Linked DNA regions of Homo sapiens: region 1 is linked to region 2. Evidence: chromatin loops called from intact Hi-C (ENCODE). Cell type or tissue: endothelial cell of umbilical vein. All regions are shown on one strand. Each heading gives the region's core, and the rest is flanking DNA. Links, peaks and the distances in the headings are about the cores only.

Region 1 (2,932 bases), core at 276-2,775, 470 kb before region 2:
ATATCATATTTGGACCTAAGTTTATTATCAGTATAATGAGGATCATAGTGAAAATTATAGAATTAATAGGGCTAAATATTTATTAGAATTGTGTGCAACATAGATTGAACAGTATATAAGCATTATCATTCACATTTAATAATTAAGCTGTTTCAATGCCCACAATGTGCAGGAATTCCACTGGTTTTAATAAACTGTCCCACTAAATAACAATAAAATTCAACTCTCACAGTAGAAAGAGATACTCAAACCATTGGTATTTTCCTGCCCCCCACAACCCCAAAATCCCTGTCCGCTACTCACATCCTTTTGCTGTTGCTTATAAACCCTCTTTATAAGAGTCCACTGTACCTGATTAATGCTCAATTTGTTCTTCATTACTGTACTGTCTATGACTTCATTCTCAGTCTTCCTTAAGGCAAGTCCTGTGTATGCTGCAGTTTGATTAGTGGTAATGACAGTGACTGCAAATGAATCTGTCTAATAACATAGGGCCATTGTCTGTGGGCACGCAAAAGGAAACTGAGAATTTTCTCTCTGATGTGATGGCATTATCATCATGAAAGACATTTCCTTTTCTTGTATCTGGGCTTACTCTGACTATGGAGATTAATGAGAACAGGTGTTAAAGAGCCATGGTAAGCTGACTGACTCACACACATGGGACAAAGGTGTGTAAGAGCCAGCTGTGGTACCTGAAAGGTGGACTTTTCCTAGCAGGAAAACCACCAATAAAAACCAACAGCAGACATAACTGGAACAGGATTCTATAAAACCCCTGTGTGGAGGCTCAGGGATTCAACATTAATTTCCAGGAGAGCCAGGGCAATGGATAGAGTGAGAGAAACTCTGAACATTTGAGAATATGACCAAAAATATAAAACACTTTAGCATCTTCACAATCAATACAGTCATCCTAGTGTATATAAACTAAACATCAATCTTGGTCATAATTACACTTTCCCTTTTTGAATTTTTTACCTATTACAACTTTTAGATAATTTTAATCCTTGTCATTAAATTACTAAAATTTAGAAAGTAGAATGAATCAAAACAATGAGGCTTTACTAGTATATGGAGATAGCTTACTGGACCCTAACAAAGTAAATTTGCTATTAAGAAAGATATCTCCAAAACTATGTTTCTAAAAGGGACTTCCAGGGTCAAGCTAGGTCAGCATTTTGGTAGGATTGATGCCAGAAAACACAGCTGCTACTGAAACATTTTTTCAGAAAAGGAAGTTCACCCTCTGAGTCATTTCAGATTAAATCTTCATCGCAGGCCTGTGTATGTGTTTTAAAGGAAGGTCTATAATCAGAGGTCCAATTGTTAGCAACTCTGGACATAATCTCAGGATAACAATTCAACCATTCAAATGCTCAAGGCTGAGAGTAAATACCACTTTTCTGTGGTTAAGAAAATAATAAATTCCGGAGGATCCACCACAGATAGCTCAATTACCCCATCAAGAGTTATCAACTACAGTCAGTTCTCCTCTGTGCTCTCTGGTGATAATGCACACAGCATCTGTTCCATTTTTCTCTTTGCGTTGCCACTTCTGGGTAATGTTATTGAAGCATCACCAATGGGTTAAACAAAAGCTGACACTTCAAGAGGAAGGAATGAAAAAGTTGCAGTGCTCGGAATAAGACTATTAAACCTGGGAGGAGTGAACCTATACCTGGAATAGAGAAAATGGAATGAGGTAGAACTGTTTTCACTTTGGAAATAGAGGCAAAGAAATATAAGTGAGTGGGAAACCTGGAAGGAGCCCAATTAAGAAAACAGTAGAGTTTCTCCTATCCCTCTGGTTAGTAATATAGATCTGGGAAGTCCCAGTGTGAGCAGACATCCTTGACTTTGTAGTCTTAAAATAAATGTGAAAGGAATTTTAAGAAGGGCATAAATTTTACAAGATTGCCATAATGCAGCTCTAATGGTTTACTGAGAATAGTGACAAAGTATAGATATGTTGCTATTTTATTTTAGAGAAATTCTGACCTAAACCTGAAGGAAATTTTTCACTAACAAAACGAAATACATTTATTGAATCTTAGGAGATAAGGTTCACATCTTTTAAACTTGGCTTAAGCCATGCTTCAGGCATTATTACATAGGACAGTAAGACTTTTAGTTTTTAACTTTTTGTTAACTAAGCATGGTCTCAGGTTTTACTATATTTTGTTTGGTTTGAATTGGGAAGTTCAGCACTGGAAGATATATGGAGCAGAATTATAATAATAATAACAAAGCAACAACAAACTACAATCACATTTTGCTCTAATCAGTTATACTGAGTCCATGCTATTAACTACCTCAAATTTGAAGTAGATGGAAAGAAATACAGGAAAGATAGGAAATACTGGATGCCTACCAAGTTCTCACAAAATCACCATAATTCTGGAATTGTTTTCACTATTCCACAAATGAAGAATTATGACTCATTTAAGTATTATTTTAAAGCTAACACAGCTAATAGATGCGTAAACTGGAATGCAAACATAGCACATATGATTTTATACCTTGTGTTCTTTCCACTAAATCTTACCACCTACTAAACAATTGTATTATCCATTCTATTATGTGAGCCTAATCAGCAGAAAATAGCATGTTCTCCTCAGTAAGCAACAGATAAAGAGAACCATGGCAGCCCTAAATAAAATAATAAAGGAAGCCATGGAAAGTTTTGATACGATAATTTATTGATATCACTGCTTCTCCTCCACTTCTTCTAATAAAGTTGCTACAGTTTCCAGACCATATGTGTCCCTTAGCCTCTGGGCAAATTGTAAGGTTACCAGAAGAAACTAAACACAATTCCTCTTCCTGCCATTGTGAATATCCAAGCTGAAGAAATGATGCTTGATGTGCCAGAAAGGAAGAAGGGAAATGTCAAGGCCTTTAAAGGATATAGACAGGAATAGAGAAAGGA
Region 2 (2,932 bases), core at 93-2,592:
GCTGCTTCAAACACAAGATGGAGAAACTTCGTGTGAGCAGTCTTTGGGTTGTTACTAGTGAATCACAGAAACTCAAGCCCTAATTGGGTCATCTCTCTGGTTAACCAGGGACATTGTGCATTCCAGAGGATAACTGATAATGTTGGGATACATTTTTCATTGTCACAGCTGGAGGGGTATACTACTGACTCTTTGAAGACAGAGGCCAAGGATGCTGCAAGACATTCTACAATGCACAAAACTACCCATCTCTCCACCATGCCAACAAAGAATTATCCAGCCCAAATCATCACTAGTACTGACATTGAGAAACCCTGTTGTAGAACAATGTGACAATAGGGAAAGAGAAAATGCAAGAATACAGCCTGTTGCCTGGCAAGAATTATGCCATCTTGAAGCAAAACTGCCATGATGACCAATGTTTGACTCCTGCATACCAAAGTGTTCTGCAGCAAAGTCTTAAAACAATGCCCACAGCATAAATAACTCCTCACAAAGATGCATATCTAACATTCCCAGTGGTCACAAGTTTTGGCAAAAAAGCCTGAGACGTGACCAACCAGCTGCACGTGTTTTACCCTAAAACCTTGCTATGTAAAAGGTATTTTCTGGAGAGCTGGTGCAGGGATCCACCATCTTGCAGCCACCTGAGACATCACTTCTTTTTGTAAGTCTCTAGTAAGTAGTTTCAGAGAAACTGGATTTGTCAGCCTCTTTCTTTGGACTTTCAGCTCCCTTGACCCTTGGGTGTTTTTTGTTTGTTTTGTTTTTTTGCATGTATTATAGCCGCTCGCCGCAGAACAGAATCAGTGGCAACCCTGGTGAATAATCCAAGCTGAATAGAGTATTCATTTAACAGCATTGAGTGTGACAATTTCCCCATCTGTTTATTTTCACTCATTCAGCCATGATTTTATTTAGCAAATATTCCTGACTAATGTAGGTACTGTACTGAGCCTTGGTGACACAGCAGTAAGTAAAAAAGACAAATTTATATAGCTCTCTATTACTTTATGTGATTGGCCAAAAATAAATAACTGTATTTACTTGTCATTATTTTGAACTGGATGTGCCTGTGAAATTAGGTAATTATACAAACAGTTCTTTCTAACCATTGGGTCACAGAAAAGGAAACAAGTATCCGATGGCATAGTAAAACTAGGATAACTAAAGATCCTCCACAATTCAGATGATATTTTCTCCTAATACATATTTTTCTCTAGTTAATATTTGGTTGTAGAAAGAGATGTGATAATAAAGAGTCAGTAAAACAGACCGAGTAAAGTTAGATTAATCATCATCAGTCACAGAGGAAACTCTGAAAAAAATATTGATAAAGAAGCAGAAGAGAGAAATTATCTAATGTTTGCTTATTTTCTTTACTTTCCACATTGCTTCTGAGTCACTTCCACGTATAAATAAAGCAGGAAGCTGCAAGAACATAATCATCAGTGACATGCTGTTAAAAAAACAATCATGATCAAAATTTTCAAAAAAGTACAAAAGAGACCAAAATGCAAGCACTATAATTGTCAATGTACCTTGGTTATTAACTCTGATGAATTCAGCAAATGTCCGATACACTTACAAGACTATTTTTTAATCCCTCAAAAATAAGCAATTGAATTAATATGACATATTTATTTTCTTCCAAGAATCCTCAAAAAAGGTTTTTTTCTTAATTTTTATTTTTATATATTCAGGTGGTACATGTGCAGTTTTGTTACATGAATATATTGCACAGTGGTGAAGTTGGGATTTTGGTGTGCCCATCACCTGAATAATGAACATTTTACCCAACAGGTAATTTTTCAACTCTCATCCCTCTACCTTACCCCCTTTATGAGTCCCCAGTATCTACTATTCCCCTCTGTATGTTCATGTGTACCCACTGCTTAGCTCCCACTTGGGAGTGAGAACATCCAGCAGTCAATTTTCCGAGTTATTTTACATAAAATAATGTCCTTCATTTCCATCCATGTTACTGAAAAAGCATGATTTCATTCTTTTTTAGGTTGTGTAGTATTCCATGGTATATATATATACTACATTTTCTTTATCCAGTCATCCACTGATAGACAGTTAGGTTCATTCTCTAACTTTGCTATTGTTAAGAGTGCTGAAATAAACATATAAGTGCAGGTATCTTTTTAATATAATGATTTCTTTTCCTTTAGATAGACATCCAGTAGTGGGATTTCTGTATGGAAAGATAATTTTATTTTTAGTGCTTTAAGAAGTCACACTGTTTTCCACAGAGGATATACTAATTTACATTCCCACCAACAGTGTATAAGCATTCCCTTTCCTTCACTTCCTTGCCAATATCTGTTTGTTTTTTGTTTTTTGACTATTTTTATAGTAGCCATCCTGACTGGTGTGAGATGGTATCTAAATGTGGTTTTAATTTTAATTTCTCTGATGATTAATGACTTTGAACATTTTTTCCTACGTTTGTTAGCACTTGTATGCATTCTTTTGGGAAATGTCTGCTCATACATATCCTCTTCCCACTTTTTTTTTTTGAGGTGGAGTCTTCCTCTGTTGCCCAGGCTAGAGTGCAGTGGCATGATCTTGGCTCACTCCAACCTCCACCTCCTGGGTTCAAGTGATTCTCCTGCCTCTACCTCCCGAGTAGCTGGGATTACAGGTGCCCACCACCATGCCTGGCTAATTTTTGTGTTTTTACTTGAGATGGGGTTTCACCATGTTGGCCAAGCTGGTCTTGAACTCCTGACCTCAAGTCATCTGCCCACCTCGGCCTCCCAAAGTGCTCGGATTACAGGCGTAAGCCACCAAGCTCGGCCTTCTTCCCACTTTTTAATGGGGTTATCAGGGTTTTTCTTAATGAGTTGCTTGATTTTCTTGTAGGTTTTGGATATTAGTCCTTTGTTGGATTCATAGTTTGAAAATATTTTCTCCCAATTTGTAG

The links. Peaks named below come from ENCODE experiments on the same cell type or tissue, not always from the same donor. Only the 100,000 strongest peaks of a DNase experiment are listed, where the experiment ranks them.
Region 1: a loop joins it to region 2, with 9 times the contacts of the local background. A loop is called at or near these places in 2 of 110 quality-filtered maps.

The regions. Positions count from the first base shown.
Region 1 is chr10:65,340,064-65,342,995 of GRCh38, reverse strand. No RefSeq gene overlaps it. Among named protein-coding and RNA genes, the nearest start is that of LINC01515, 230 kb to the left of the region's middle. In endothelial cell of umbilical vein, for the core only: no CTCF peak of the experiment used is centred there; DNase peaks (open chromatin) are centred at 535, 1,245 and 2,395; H3K27ac peaks cover 2,500 bases.
Region 2 is chr10:64,871,756-64,874,687 of GRCh38, reverse strand. All of the region lies in intron 2 of LOC105378336 (a long non-coding RNA gene), which reads right to left. Among named protein-coding and RNA genes, the nearest start is that of LINC02671, 51 kb to the left of the region's middle. In endothelial cell of umbilical vein, for the core only: no CTCF peak of the experiment used is centred there; a DNase peak (open chromatin) is centred at 1,387; H3K27ac peaks cover 2,058 bases.